Linked DNA regions of Homo sapiens: regions 2 and 3 are each linked to region 1. A link is a loop called in an ENCODE intact Hi-C map of the cell type or tissue named here. Cell type or tissue: Caco-2. All regions are shown on one strand. Region 1 overlaps COPZ2 (coat protein complex I subunit zeta 2). Region 2 overlaps LOC101927166 (a long non-coding RNA gene). Region 3 overlaps SKAP1 (src kinase associated phosphoprotein 1).

Evidence for each region. A loop is a pair of places that touch in the nucleus more often than their neighbours do. Peaks named below come from ENCODE experiments on the same cell type or tissue, not always from the same donor. Only the 100,000 strongest peaks of a DNase experiment are listed, where the experiment ranks them.
Region 2: a loop joins it to region 1, with 5 times the contacts of the local background. A loop is called at or near these places in 7 of 110 quality-filtered maps.
Region 3: a loop joins it to region 1, with 9 times the contacts of the local background. A loop is called at or near these places in 3 of 110 quality-filtered maps.

The regions. Positions count from the first base shown.
Region 1 is chr17:48,024,634-48,029,633 of GRCh38, reverse strand. COPZ2 (coat protein complex I subunit zeta 2) reads left to right here. Exons shown (of 9, transcript NM_016429.4): 7 at 458-509; 8 at 1,124-1,162; 9 at 3,159-3,467. The coding sequence ends at 3,206. Among named protein-coding and RNA genes, the nearest start is that of MIR10226, 5.7 kb to the left of the region's middle. RefSeq lists a silencer at 1,641-1,907 and enhancers at 2,291-2,847, 2,848-3,406. In Caco-2, CTCF peaks have their summits at 3,062 (motif pointing left) and 4,384 (motif pointing left); DNase peaks (open chromatin) are centred at 2,983, 3,453, 4,333, 4,953 and 1 weaker place; H3K4me3 peaks cover 1,334 bases.
Region 2 is chr17:48,454,532-48,459,531 of GRCh38, reverse strand. It overlaps LOC101927166 (a long non-coding RNA gene), which reads right to left. Exons shown (of 6, transcript NR_110804.1): 4 at 4,259-4,513; 5 at 3,742-3,794. Among named protein-coding and RNA genes, the nearest start is that of SKAP1, 27 kb to the right of the region's middle. In Caco-2, CTCF peaks have their summits at 2,096 (motif pointing right), 3,287 and 3,498; DNase peaks (open chromatin) are centred at 2,081 and 2,751; H3K4me3 peaks cover 231 bases; H3K27me3 peaks cover 95 bases.
Region 3 is chr17:48,179,307-48,184,306 of GRCh38, reverse strand. It overlaps SKAP1 (src kinase associated phosphoprotein 1), which reads left to right. Exons shown (of 13, transcript NM_003726.4): 8 at 1,850-1,913; 9 at 4,059-4,253. Among named protein-coding and RNA genes, the nearest start is that of MIR1203, 25 kb to the right of the region's middle. In Caco-2, a CTCF peak has its summit at 2,477 (motif pointing left); a DNase peak (open chromatin) is centred at 2,466.

The DNA.
Region 1 (5,000 bases):
GGAGTTTCATTTCTTTTATGCAGGGCATGACCCCATGCCATAAAATAACAGTGCAACAAGATAAGAACCCCCAGGGCCTCTCTTCCTAACTCTTTTCACAGGGAATCCAATCCTATACCCAGAAAGTGAAGTGAACTTTCAAGAGCTCTGAGTTTTGAGAGTCCCTGCTTTTGACAACCTGATCATCCTAGACCAGACTGTTCTTATCCAGTTTCAAAGATTTTGCCCAGGGATGACAAAGCATGTGGACCACTGGGTTGAAGCATCAAAGAATCAGAGCTGAGGGCTCTCCATGCTGAGGGAGAGTTCTGACTTGAGGGCTATCAGTGGGAAGGGACCTGGAAGGTGGAGATGTTGCAGGATGCCTTCGGAGAGGGAAGAGGCTTGGCAAGGAGAAGGGGCGGAGGGGAGGATTGTGCCACTGATTTGCCTCCTGGTTTTTCCTCTCATCTTGTAGTGTGATTCTGGAGAGTGACCCCCAGCAAGTGATCCAGAAGGTGAATTTTAGGGTAAGAGTCTTCCTGGACACCTCCTCTTTTAGGCTGCCCTTCCTGTCCTCCCTGGGAATAGGGCTGCTAGGGCCTAGATGGTAGAAGCCCAAGCTCCTCTAGCAGAAGCCAACCACTGGGCTGACACACTTGTTAGGGGTGAGATGAGCAGCAGTTTCTGGGTGGGATGCCAGTTAATGGAAGAAATCTTCCTGTCCTCTCCCCGGCTAGGAGCACAAGTACCTCACCTCTTTCCTGGTAGGAAGTATAGACTGGGGAAATAAATACATCTTCAAAGAGGCACTAGGTGGCTGCCTTGGCCTTGAGGTTGGGGGTCAGGGGTATGGATAGAACCTCCCTGCCTTGTTTGGCTTTCTCATGTCTGGATGAAACCTTTCTTCCCATCTTTCTTCCCATCTTCCCTCACCCTCCACGCACCATAGCACAATCCCAGAGGTCCTGGCTTCCAAATGACAGGCTGCAGGACTTCTATTAACCAGTGACACAGGTGCAGCTCTGAATCACCCTAACCACTGCACCACCTCACCCATACCCCCAAGCCCCTTTCCTTCACCTCCCTGACCCAGGACCCTCATGCTGGCCCTACCCCACCCCTTGACTCTGCTTCCTTACAGGCAGATGATGGCGGCTTGACTGAACAGAGTGTGGCCCAGGTAGGCCCCCCTGCATCTGCCTTGGCTAGAAATGGTCTAGAGAGATACGGGGAGCAGAGCATCCTAGAGCATCCTAGGGGGACCCAGTGAAGTTATCAAGTCTGAAAAATCAGGGGTGAGAAGGGAAGGGATGAGGCAGTGACAGGTCATATCTTGGAAAGACTCACTGGAGGCCTCCGGGCTCTCCAACTCAGGGGAGCTGGGTACTAATGGATGGATGGGCATGTTACCATCAGCCCACCTCATCTCCTGGCTTGGTTTAGTTGGATTGAAACTAGGATGAGCTGCCTACCTTGGAGATGGCTGGGTCACTTGTGCACCCCAAAAATCTGGGAACTCAGGCCTCTGATGCGCCCTCTACCGAAACCTGGAAAGGGTACCAAATAGGAGTTTGGCTCTTAACCCCTGTCCTTGCCACTTAGGGTGCACACTGGGATTGTTAAGGGACTCTCAAACCCATGATAGGATCTGACTTTCCCCACTCATCACTTGTCACCTTACCCCTGAGTGACCTGGCTATGGAAGAACCTGCCACAACCCTGCATGGTCTTATCTGGAGGTGCTTGCAGAGCGTAAGGCCAGGGGGAGGTTCCTGGCTCTGAAGCCTGATCAGTTCCCCAGCTGCACAAACTTCCTGCTAGTTCAGGACGACTGTCTTGACCTCTCTTCTGTCCACCTGCAGGTCTCTCTGCTCAGACTAATCCTGCTTGTATGGAACTTCCCGCCCTGGCGCTAACTCCTCGTGCTGTGGTGGCCCTACCGAGATGAGCCTGTGCTGTCTCGTGTGGAGTCCCAGGTGTGGCGCCCATTTTCCTGCACTGCCCTTAGCGCTCACTCTGCTTCGCCCTCCCCTCTGATTCCCCATGTTTCCTCATACCATGCTGGAATGAATGCAGCTGCAAGGCAATTTTTAGAGTGGAAAGAGGGTAGGGAGTAATAAGCAGAGCAGATAAGAACACAGGTGCTCATGGGAGTCATCCCAGGGTACGTGTTCTACCTTACCACCTAAAGCTGGGTGACCTAGGGCAAGTTACTCAACCTCTCTGGGCCTCACATAATAACAGGACCCTCTTCATGGAGTTATGAGAATTCAATGAGCCAATGCGTGACAAGCTCTTAGTAGGGCTCCAAGCCAGTTAACACATGCTGAATAACCATCAGTATTTCTCCAAAGGGAGAAAGAATGAAAACATAGCATTTTTGATGGAATTCTTGAGTAAAAACAAAGGAAGCTACAGGTAGCCAATGGGGGATAAAATGAGGACAAAGTTAGATTCTGGCTAGGAGAATCAGGGGAACCCTAAGCCACTGTCCCCAAGAGAGGAGGGAGACTGTGCAGGAGGAGGAGACACAGCGTTCCCTCCTTCTCTAGAGGGGAATAAGGCTGAGTGGCTGGAGGGACAATCTGAGGGACACACCTGAGTCCTGTCCCCCTCTCCTGCTTTGGTATTGTGCATGCACGTGTGCACTTATATGGATTTGTGTAAGCACTGGGCTGAGACTTTCCACCAGGCATCCCACCGCAGGGTCTGGCTGGCCACCCTTTGCCAGCTATGCCACATCAGCAGTGGGTTGCGGTGGGGTGTTGAGGACACATTGCCAGCCATGGCCAGAGCTAGGGGTTTGCTGAGGCGTCTGAGCACAGGGAGTGTCAGGCCTGGGCCCCGTCTCCGCCTGGACGTGGCACTGTGGGCGGGAACTCTCATGGCATGACAGCGGGGAGACAGGCTGCTGCCACACCCACGCTGCAGATGCAGGAGCCAGAGGTCTGGGCAGGCTTGGGCCTGAGGTGGGAGCTGGCTGCAGCCGGTTTGGTCTGCGCTTTCTGACTTGGAGGGTTGGCCGCGTTTAAGCCAAGTGGAGACAAGCTGCTGCCACCTAGTGACCGGTGGTTGCAGGGGCGCTTCGGCAAGGTGGGCTGTGGACCTCCCCATGACTGTGTATGGAGGCATTTGACATTCTCAATTCTCTCTCAACCTCCCCCACCCCACCCCAGGTTCTTCAGTCTGCCAAGGAACAAATTAAATGGTCGTTATTGAAATGAAGGCTGTGGATTCAAGGCTCCCTGCCCCCCAGATCATTTCCCCAATCCTGGCAAAAGCCCAAAGATCCCAGGGTCAGGAGAGACCCCTCTGTATCCCCAGGTCCCTCCCAGAACTGACTCCTAAGGTCTCCAGCCAGGGCTTCTGAGATGCAAAGGTTTGGCCTCAGGAGAGTCACCTTTTCTCACGGCCCTGGCCTTAACTCATATCTTAGGCATTCCTGGCCCCAGGGCCCTAATAAACCTGCTTTTGTCTTCTGCCAAGGGTCTCCTTCTCTCTTGGCCTAGGAAGTGTGTGTGTGTGTGTGTGTTCATATAAGGGCTCCTGCACTTTCTGTGGCTCATCGTGGGGATATCCAGTACCAGGGTGGGGCGTGTCCCTGTGGTTGTGTGATTGGGCAGAGATGTGGGACAAGGGAAAGGGGACTATTTAACACCATGAGGGGGTGCGACGCTGATACCACGGAGCCCCATGTGTGGCGCATACTGCCAGGTAGGGGAGAGCAAAATATGGTACCCCTATTTTGCAATGCAGTACATACATGGTAGCTCCGCTGGGGATTCCTTGAGTCATTTTTTCCATTCCCAAACTCCAGAAGGGAAGAGAGGTAAGGCTTCCTCTGAACAAACCGAGAAACAGCATGGCTATTTTTCTTGGCATGCCTGGAACCGTGGAATTCCTATCCTGGCATACATCCTGGGCACTACAGCTCTCTGCAAGCTTGCGGGTGGTGGGGGCGAGGAAGCATCGCCAGCCCCCACCGTGCACATGTGTCCTGAGCACCCTGTGCGCTGCAGAGGGTGTGAAGAATTGCAGGTCCGGAGGGACAGGAGGGTGAAAGGGTGTCGCAGGGACAAACGGGAAGGGTGGAGATTGTATAGCCTTTCTGGGCGACACGACTTCCCTTCTCTGTCGCCGTCCCAGAACCTGTTTTCTCCTTTCCACTCTCTGACGCGTACACTTTCTGCGTCCCTGTAAATGCGTCCCTGAGCTTGTCTAGCGTTGCGTCCCGGGACAGCTCGTTTCCCTCGATCCTTTGCGGACTGCAGCTGGTGGCTCACGTTCCACCCCGGCTCCACCCCGGCCCCGCCCCTGGAGTGCGCTGAGCACTGCGGGAAGCCCCGCCCCAGGAAAGCCCCGCCCCAGGAAAGCATCCGCGATCCTATGGTGCCACCTGCAGGGACCGGCAGGAAACGCGCTCCCGCCGGACCGACCTGCTGACTAACTCCGCCCCCAGGGCGGACCCGACTCCGGCTCCTGAGAGTTACTGGTTGGTTTCCGACGCCGGCGACAGGACGTTGCCCTAGCAACCTGCACGCGTGACCCACCCTGCTAGTGCTGCGCCAGCGTGGGCACAGGAATTTCAGCGAAGGAGGGAAAGTGGCGAGCCGTGGACCTTAATAGAAGTTGTCCCTGCGGCTTTCAAGTCCTACATTATAAAACTGTTTAAGATTGGACATTTATAACGGGCTTGACTACTTCTGCAATTAGAGAAAATGATATAGTTATGTAAACATTTACATTGTAAGCGCTGAGTACGTAACCCGTCCCAGTAAATAATGCAAAATGGCAACTCTTGGAAGGGGAGAAAAAAAAAGAGTATTCGGTTAAATTCCGTGGAGTTCAGGGGCTAGTATGGCGACAAGAAAGGAGACATTTTCCAGAAATATTTTGGCAAATATGCGGCCACACCCAGGGCTTGGCTTCCTCCACCACCCTTAAGCGACCGCAAGGAGGGACGGGCAAATGCGCTTCTTAGCAACGCGGTCGCGCCCGCCTCGGCCCTGCTATTCCAA
Region 2 (5,000 bases), 430 kb before region 1:
TACCCTTTGCACCCTTGGTGATAACCTTTCCTTCTTCTACCTCAGTGTGCTCATTCTCCCTCTTCTCCCTCCCCAATATCTGTTATCAGGAACTCCTTAGGTCCTACTGAAAGTATAGTCCCCAGACCAGCAGTAGCTGGTCTCAGGTGCATCACCTGAGAGCCTGTTAGAAATGCAAATTTTGGGGTGCATTCCCCAGACTTGCTGAATCAGAATCTCTGGGTTTGAGGTGGGGAACAGTTGTCTCAGGAAATTGTGTTTTCATAAGCTCTTCAGATGAGAAGTTAAGCACATACACAGAAGTTTGAGAACTAGGGCAATTCTGACTCAGTAGGTCTGGGTGAAAGCCATGACCTGCGTTTCTAACAAGCTTGCAGATGATACTGATGCTGCTGTCTGTGGACCACACTTTGAGTAGCGCTGCTTTAGAACTCAATTACATACACATGAAATGATGGCCAACAGTTAAAAGCCTTACTGGTCCTAAGTGGATAGGATCAAAGTCTTAGTGAATAAAATGAGCCACTAATGGTGGAATTTTACGCAACAGCCACCAGGTTTTTTTTAAAGTATGTTTTGAGCCGGGCATGGTGGTTCACACCTGTAATCCCAGAACTTTGGGAGGTCGAGGCAGGCGGATCACTAAAGGCCAGGAGTTTGAGACCAGCCTGGCCAACATGGCGAAACCCCATCTCTACTAAAAATACAAAAATTAACTGGGTGTGGTAGAGTGTGCCTGTAATCCCTGCTACTCAGGAGGCTGAGGCAGAAGAATTGCTTGAAGCCAGAGGTGGAGGTTGCAGTGAGCCGAGATTGCGTCACTGTACTCCAGCCTGGGCAACAGAGCAAAACCCTGTCTCAAAAAAAAAAAAAAAAAAAAAGGAAATGTATATTTTGGTCAGAGGGTGGGCCTGGAGCCTCTGAAGCCACACTGTGTGTGATTACCTTCCATCCCACATACAGAATCCATCCTGTCAATGGATGATTAAAGAATGAATGTAGCACGGGGGGAAAGCACTGGGCTGGGAGTGAGGAAATCTGGGTTCCAGTTCTTGCGCTGTCACTGAGATTGTGCACGTGGTTGGGTCCCTTACCTCTCTCATACTCATCTATATAACTGAAAAAATGAACTGATGAGAGATACACAATCTCCAGCATCCCTGCCCCACTGTGCCCACTTTTTCGCCTTGGTTTTTCAAAAATGTTTGTGGGTAAATAGTAGGTGTATACACTTATGAGGCACATGAGATATTTTGGTACAGGCATGCAATGTGTAAGAATTATATCATGGAAAATGGGTATCCATCCCCTCAAGCATTTATCCTTTGTGTTACAAACAATACAATTATACTCTTAGTTGTTTCAAAATGTACAATTAAAGTATTATTGACCATAGTCCCCCTGTTGTACTATCAAATATTAGGTCCTATTCGTTTTTTCTATTTTTTTTTTTTTTGTGCCCATTAACCACCCTACCTCCCCCTCAGGCCCCCCACTACCCAGCCTCTGGTAACCATCCTTCCACTATCTCCAGGAGTTCAATTGTTTTCTTAGATCCCACAAATAAGTGAGAATATGCGATGTTTGTCATTTTCCATCTCTTTAAAAATTATACAAGGTTATGATTACCTTAGCAAAGATTTCCTTTCCAGACGAGTAAGCGAGTCTCAAAAAATGGTAAACCAAAGCTGCAGAATTGAGGGCCCATAGAGTTGAATGCTGTGAACCATGAGTAGAGTTGCGCCCGACTCTAACCATCCCACCACACCCGCCTTAGTGCCTACTCAGGGTCGGGGTCTCCACTTCCCACTTCCTAACTGGGTGACTTGGGGCAAATTACTCTCTCTCCTGGAACTGTGGTTTTCTATTCCATAAAATGAAGATGAAAATAACACCTACCTAATAGGGTTGTTGTGAGGTTTAAAATCATTAATACATGTCAAGTGCTCAGGACAGTGTCTGGCACGAGAAGAGCATTCGATAAATGTCAGGGACTATTATTACTCCAGGAGGAGGAGGGGCCGCCCTCATCAGCCCCCGCCACAGACTGTTGAAATCTCAAGCCCAAGCTGCAGGTCTTCCTCTGTCCTGTAGGTGGCGCCTCCCCGCGTTGAGCGTGCCACCTGCGTCCTGGAGCGCTTCGAGAAAGCGGAAAGAAGTAAGTTTTCACATCTCTGCTCAGTTCAGGATTGCTAGAGAGGAATCTTCTGCAGTCACCTGAAGCCTGTGCCCAGGACAACCAGGTTTTGGGATCCGATTTCCTTCCTGGAGTGGCTTTAAATCCATTTCTCGCTGCACCCCACCCCCATCACCTGGGCGCCTCCCCTGCACCTGCAACCCAGAAAGACTCCTCCGAGGATTGCACTCCCAGCACCTGAGGTAGGCAGTTGAGTGGGAGTTTCTTTGCTGCTCGGTTAAAATGACAAGTTGGTACACGAGTGCTTAATGAAAGATGCTGGAAACCTCCTTGGAGATCAGAAAAATCGCCTCTCCGAGCTGACAGCCAGGCCATCTGCATTCCCGCATTCCTATTAATTCCTTAACAATAAACGACAGGAGCGCCTAGAGGGTTAACAGCTTAATTTAATCTCTGAGATTCCTTCCTGGAGCATTGAGAATTAGAAAGGCATTTACACAACGTAATCTGCACACCTGATTTTTCCTCACTTGATGTGTCTGGGACTAGTCACACCCATTTCTGACACATCTCCAGACAGAGGCTCTGCCTCTCTGGCTGATGACTGCATAGTCGCCACAGGTTGCTGTGGACTCTGAACCACGTGACTGGACTCTTAGTGTCACAAGATCTGGCTTCTTAGCAGCTGCCCCCATAGTTGCTTTACATTATGTTCCCAGGGCCTTTCAGGGACAGGAAGGTCCCCAAATAGAGATAGAAAGGTGGTGCCCAGTTGGGAGTGAATTTCCTTCCCTTGTGGGAAGCAAGGCAAAAATGGGAAGAGGTACGTGGTAGCAGCAACCAGCTTGGAGAGCTGTGAGGTCAGATTTTGAGAGTCCCTGGCAGATTGAGAACTATGCTTTGGAAATGCTTGACTCTAATGCCAGTCCTCTCATTTTATGGGTAAGGAAACTGAGACTTGGAAATGTCTAATAAATTTGTTTAGGCCCTATGTCCAGGTAATGTCAAAGCCCCAAAGTAGAATTCAGGTCTTTTTACTCCTGGACAAATATTTGTTTCACGATAAGGTTGGCAAATAGATTTCATCTTGCATGGTAACTCCCATCATAGGCTGGTAGGGGCTGCCCAGGGCCCTATGGGCTTCTCAGGGTATGTCCAGGCATAGCAGGAAAAGCCTCAGTGACCATTTGAAGATGTCTTCCAGGAACAGGGAAGGAGCAAAGGTGCCAGATATTTGCTATCCCTGCATTTTTCATGCTGTTTCCTTCAGGTTAAAGCATTTAAAGGCTCTATTAAAATGGAAATGTTAGCTGGGAGGGGTAATGCATTAAGCCATTATCTGTCATTAACACCTTGGGTAAAATACATTGAAGATTAGTTTGCTAGTTGCCCAGCAGGTCCCTGGAGGAATGACAGTTTTGACCCAGATAGGGGCCAGGGAAATGACACACAGCCCTGCCCATAGGGGTGCAATATTTGGAGGCCCACTGCAGATAGGAGTTAGGTTGAACACACTGGATATCTAGTGGAAAGAACTCTGAGGGACCAAGTTAGGGAAAGAAGTGACCCTGAAGACATTTTTGCACAATTCTCTCTTGGTTTACCTTGTATAACACAGTTTCTACCAGTCACATTGCTTGATCCTTCGTCTCTCCACCTGTAAAATAAAATTAAAATTTTAAATACCAATGCTTGGCTCCTACCCCAAGCCAATTAAATCAGAATGTCCAGGAATGGGACCCTGCTCTCCCTTTCCCCCAACACTTCTCTATAGAACATTCTGGTCTTGGTATTAGTCATCGTACTGAAACAGGAAATTTTCCTTGACCCCTTCATGGACCTTGCAACAGGGGTGCCTCAGTTACTTAGCCCCCAGCTCTCAATCCCTCACAGGAGGGGGAGCACACAAGTGAGCAGGTGCAGGAGCCAGAGTGACTGCTTTTGGGTGCTGGCAGGAGCAAAACTGTGCAGCCCTGCAGCAGCATCTGTGGGGGTACCCGCAACCTCTGAAGACCCAGAGGGCATGTGTTACAGTGTGCTCTTTTAGCTTTTCTGTCCATGAATGGCTTAAGTGTTAACAGCTCAGTGGAGGGTCAGTGTGACAACCTTTTGCACCCATACCTGAGTCCTTGCAACCAAGGTTGCATGAAAAAATTGAAGGGTGATGAATGCGGAGAATTTTATTACTGATGAAAGTGGCTCCCAGCAGGATGGGGAGCTGGAAGGGGGATGGAGTGGGAAGGTGATCTTCCCATGGAGTCCAGCAGTCCCCTGCTGTACACTTCTCCTAAGTCCCACCATCAAGCCATTCCTCTGAAGTCAAGCTGTTTCTTTCCAATGTCTGGCTACTTCTTCTCTTCTCTCCTTCTTTGCCATCTGCCAGTTGGGCCAGGGGATTTAATGGGTACAGGATGAGGGGTGAGACAGGTCATGGTGATTTTGGAAAAGGCAACATTTGAGCAAGAAAATAGGAATGCATGCTCTCACTTTGGACCGCGGTTCTAGGCTTGAGGGTGGGGCTTCGCCAGGGACCCTGCCCTTTTCTGCCGAGAATTTCCCTGCTTCCTGCCCCTACCAATACCATCCTGTCCTTATCCACACACTAACATATTTTATGTACTTACAATGATATAGATTCTGTATCATTTTATATTTTGAATGTGTCAAAATGCAGAAGCAGGTAACAAAAAACTAAAAGTGTCAATAAAAGTTCTTACTCTCTCACAAAATAAGAAATGTAGAGGTCTTATTTTGGTTCATCAGCTGAAAAATGCTATGACTGACCAGGCTTCCTTCATCCTTTTGCTTTTCTACCTTCAGTGTTGGCTCTTGGTCTCTAGGCTTGCATGGTTGCCATGGTTGA
Region 3 (5,000 bases), 150 kb before region 1:
TTTTCCCATGTTCATCTTGCTATCCAAAATAATCTTCCTGTGTGTAGATGCTTTGCATATCTCTGGAAGGATTTCTAAGATATTGGTGACGATAGTAACAATAATAATTGAAGGACTAGAGGACCTGGTCGGGGCAAGAAAGACTTATTCCGTACTGTGCTCAGTTTGAATCTTTACCTCATTATAAAATTAATGTGTTTTATTTTATTTTTGCCATCTTCATGCTGAATGACCAATAAAATTTAAAAATTTCTGACTGTGGAAATATAGTGATTTTCACCAAAAATGTATGTTTGCATGTGTGTGTATTGTTTCCTGCTTTTTGGTAATTTTTATCTTATCACAATTTTATTAAAGCAATTTAGAAAAACTTTAGCTTATGAAAAAGGAAAACACCATACTAAGAGTAAATTAACCACTTAAGTAACACTTTTAGTCTTCAGACTTTTCTCAGCATTCTTCTTTTTTATTTCTACAGTATCTTAACTCTTATTTTGTTAAAGGACCTAGGTCTTCATTATGTAATTTCCAGAAATTTTTTGAAATTTGAACTAAAACTTTTCTATAGAGTCTTTTATGAATATATATAATATAGATCTATGCACTGAATATGTTCCTAGTTATTTTTATTATTACATTCTGATAGTAACACATCCAGGTAAAAGTTTACGTAACAAGTCTAAACCAGTATTTCTAGAAATGTTTTTATAGAAATTTGTTTTTAAGAAATCAAGAATAACAATGTCTATTAATAAGCATTATGCAGGAATCCAGTTTCTTTGTATAGCATATACCTTTACCTTACCCTAATGGCCAGATAATTAAAATATTTTTCAGGAACAATTATTTCAAGTTGATTCATTTAAAATAAAAAAATTACTAAAGGCTGATGCTTGACTGGCCTATTTTGTTAATCAGAATGTACTTTATTTACTTCTTTTCTTTGGCCTATTGAATCCAAATCGTTACCATGGTCTGTGGATTCTTCTTCTACAATATCCTTTGGCTCTTTCCCTTCTTATTTATTCCCACAGCTATCACAATAGTTAAGTTCCTGTCACTTCATCCAGAGGACCAGTTGGTCTTCTGCCTCCAGATTTCTCTATTCCAATCCTTCCTACTCACTACTATTGAAAGAATCCCCCACTCCTTTTGCTAGAGCTGATAGTGGCTTCCTGTTGCCTGCATTTTAACTCTGAACTCCTAGTACTCAGAGCCCTTTTACCGACTCTTCTCTGACCCTCAACTCTCCAACTTCATCTGTTATTGTTCTTCAGTCAAGCTGATCTGCCAGGCTTCCCCGTAAGTCATGTTCTCATTCCTGTTCTTTTGCACATAGGCCTGCCTACCTAAAATGTCCAACTCTGTCCACCAGTTTCCACCAACTCTTCTTTAAAATCCAGCCAAAATGGTATTATTTCAGCAAGCCACTCTGACCTACTCTAGGCAACAACAGGTGCTCCCTGTCTCCTCTTGATATCCGGTTGTTACAAAATGTGCCTCCTTTTAGTGTTCCCGTTTCATGTGTGTGGGTTGGTTTGCTTCTTTTTCTTGTAAACTTTTCTCAAATAAATGTCTGATGAAGGAATAGATAATCAAATGAAAGAATGCACAAGGACATGAATGTCTAGACTCAAAGAGCTGTCATCTCTGGGTATGCAAAATTGCAGAAGGAAAAAATCAGTTTGAGTGAAATATTTGGTCTTTTTTCTATATGTTAAGCAGGCAGAGAATCCTGAGCTTTAAACTTGACTCTGAAACTCAGTGGTTCCTCCCCCTTGGACATCCCTGTCAAGATTCATGGAAATTTTAGTGACAGTGATAAATTAATTCACTGATTTTTCTCTAGTTTACAGCTACTAGTCCAGCAGAAGCCAGAGACTGGGTGGATCAAATAAGTTTCTTGTTAAAGGGTAAGTGTCATTGTTACAGAAATAATACTTGAGTTGATTTGCAGTTGAAGTTATGTTGCATAAATATAATCTACAGACTTCAGTATGTATTTTTTCTGCCCTTTCTCACCTCTACCTTTCCTACCACATTCCCCATATTACAACAACAAATAGTACTATGTGTGAATGAGAAGATAAAGACAGTATCAACCTTGGGAGGACCTCTGGTATCATAGCTCATCCACCTACCTACAGGCAAGTCTGTAATATTCAAAATCACTAGAAAAGGAGATTCTAAAAATCAGCTCAGCCCAATTCGGTGTCTCCTAACCCCTTATATTCTGGAAAGGAAATTCATAATATCCAACTTAAAGTCATCTAGTTGCAATTGAGGTTCAAAATCTCCTTATTTTAGTCTTAGGAGGAAGTAGAAATCTAAACCAATCTAGATGGTCTTCAGGGACATTGGACATTAAAAACAAACTGTTATTTCCCAAGCCACAATAAGATGTTCCTTGCTTTGGGATGGGAAGAGTCCTGCCTGAAGATGGTAAATGACTGCTCTTAGAGTACCCTCTGCTGGCCAGCCTGTAGGCAAAGCAGAAACAATGGCCAGGGAAGCCTTATCTGGGAGTGGTCTGTCAGGTAGAATAAGCCAACCTTGAGTTAGTCACTCGGTATTATATAATTGTCACCTACCATCATGGCAGGACCCTACCTCTGTTCTGCAGAAAGGCAGAAACACCAACTTTATACATGGCCCAAGACCTAGAAAGACACACGTCAAGCTAAAAACGCAAAGCCTTTTCATCTCAGATTTTTATTCTGCTATAAGATTTTATTGTGGATAAAAAGAAGGAAGCACCAGTGCTTTAATTACAAGAATTGCCTGTTTTACTCAGTTATGCCTTTGCTATCACAAAAGCAAACTATTGCATCTACCAACAGCGTCACGTATAATAGACTGGAACTAGGCAAACATGAACATTGATGGCGAGACTACAGGGTACACTCTCATCTAGGTGCCTTGGATTTATGCGTGTAATATACCCCTAAGTGTGTAAACCTCAATAAAACTCAAAGCAGCTTTATTGAGCTGTACCCTGTGGTACTTTCAGAATCCCACATTGAAGAAATTATTCATTCCATTTTATTTTAAAACAAAATAATAACATATGGTTTAAGCCACAAATGTGTTTTTGATCTTTTCCTCGTATGTGGTGGCACCAAAATTCAGATGAAAATTGTTGCAAAATCTTTATTAAAAGGCTAATCAAGCCAAACAATTTTATTGCATTTTGAAATGAAAGTTGGACGTCTCTCCATCCTTTCCTTCCCCAGAGTATGCTGACTGCACTCACCCATCCTGCAGAGGGCCCTCAGCAGGGTTTCAGAGAGCACTCTGTAGTACACATCAGAGAATGAACATTCTCAGTTCCCCATTAAAATAAAAAACCAATCTCCCTCCCCTGCCCTGGTGCTCCCCAGTGCTGTAATGGCTCAACACCTTCTATGCAGTGACCCACTTTAAGGTCAGCTAGACTGTGCAGTTGCAAAAGGACATGGTAACTGCATTGTTCAGCCATTCCATTTGGTCTTGTATTACTGTTATATTTTTCCATACCCCGTTTCTTTTTATCTTCCACTGTTGCCCATTTTTTTCTCTGCGAACAAACTTGTCTGAAATTCTGCAGTGAAATCACTGGGGAGATAAGCTTCTGACAGCTCCAGCACCCTACAGAGGCCACCTTAGCTCCCACGGCCTGAGTACCCTGGAGGACTGCAAGCCTTCACTCACCCTTCCAGTTTTCTACGTGATAAGCTGTGTACAGCACACTGGCTTTTCCTCTTCTGGCCTATTTTCTTCCCTTTGCCTCATGTTCTCATTCACACACCCATACTTTTCAGGCTGCTTCACTCTGATCAAGTTTTATTGCAAGGAAGGATTTATGTTGATGGTTTAAACCTGATGCAGTGCTATTCTGGCCTTTTCTGTAGATTTCCTGCCACCAAAGCCCACATTAGAAATAATAGCATTTAACCTAATGTTTCATTTTCATTTGACATATTTTACTCTCATCCCTCCTCCTCCTTCTCCCTCTTTCCTTTCCTGTCTTATTTTCTTTTTCTCTGTTTCTTGATTCATTCTCATCTTTGCCTTGTTAGATCTGAGCTCCTTAACCATTCCATATGAAGAGGATGAGGAGGAAGAAGAAAAAGAAGAGACATATGATGATATTGATGGTTTTGACTCCCCAAGTTGTGGTTCCCAGTGCAGACCCACTATCTTGCCTGGGAGTGTGGGGATAAAAGAGCCTACAGAGGAGAAAGAAGAAGAAGATATTTATGAAGTCTTGCCAGGTGAGAAATTTTGTCCTCTGATTATCTTATGCTAGTTTCAGAAATTCATGACCTGGTGGAAGAATAATAACTTTGAAAATTCCAAAGGAAGCCAAATCTAACCCTCATCCTCTGAAGGAGATAATGTGGGACGCTTTATGAGATTGTAGGGAAGTGGGTAATGAGGCTCTGCCTTGCTCTGGGAGCAAGAAGAATTTGATTAATGAGTGTCTTCTATCCATGCCATGTGAAGTAACTTTTTACATGTGTCCACCAGGTTAAAGAGTCAACAATACTTACGTTGGTTTTTATTGGTTTATTGTGAGTTTTGGAATGAGTCATCAAAATTCTCTAGTTTCAACTTTTTGGTGTGTAGTTGTGAGAATAATGGAAAATCGCTTCAAAATTATGAAGGATTTCAAAACTCTGAAATATGCAAATGCTGACCAACCTTTCTAGTAATACCTTGATAGACCAAACCTTGATAGTAAACCTTGATAGAGAACAACTCATTATTACCTAGTTCAGATATACCATGAATCAAATCACATCTCTTAAAAATAACCCTAACATGTTTTATCTGCTCATCATTACAGCAGGTCTACTCAATATATTTCCTTTCTTCCAAAGGCATGAAAACTAGCATCTCAAAAAATGTATAGTCATCACTGCTTCTGCATAGCCATGTCTGGTGGGGATAACAGCAGCTGGTGAATGGTGCAAAGCTCAGTGGGGGTCAGACAGTGGAGAACCAAAGCCTGAGCCTTT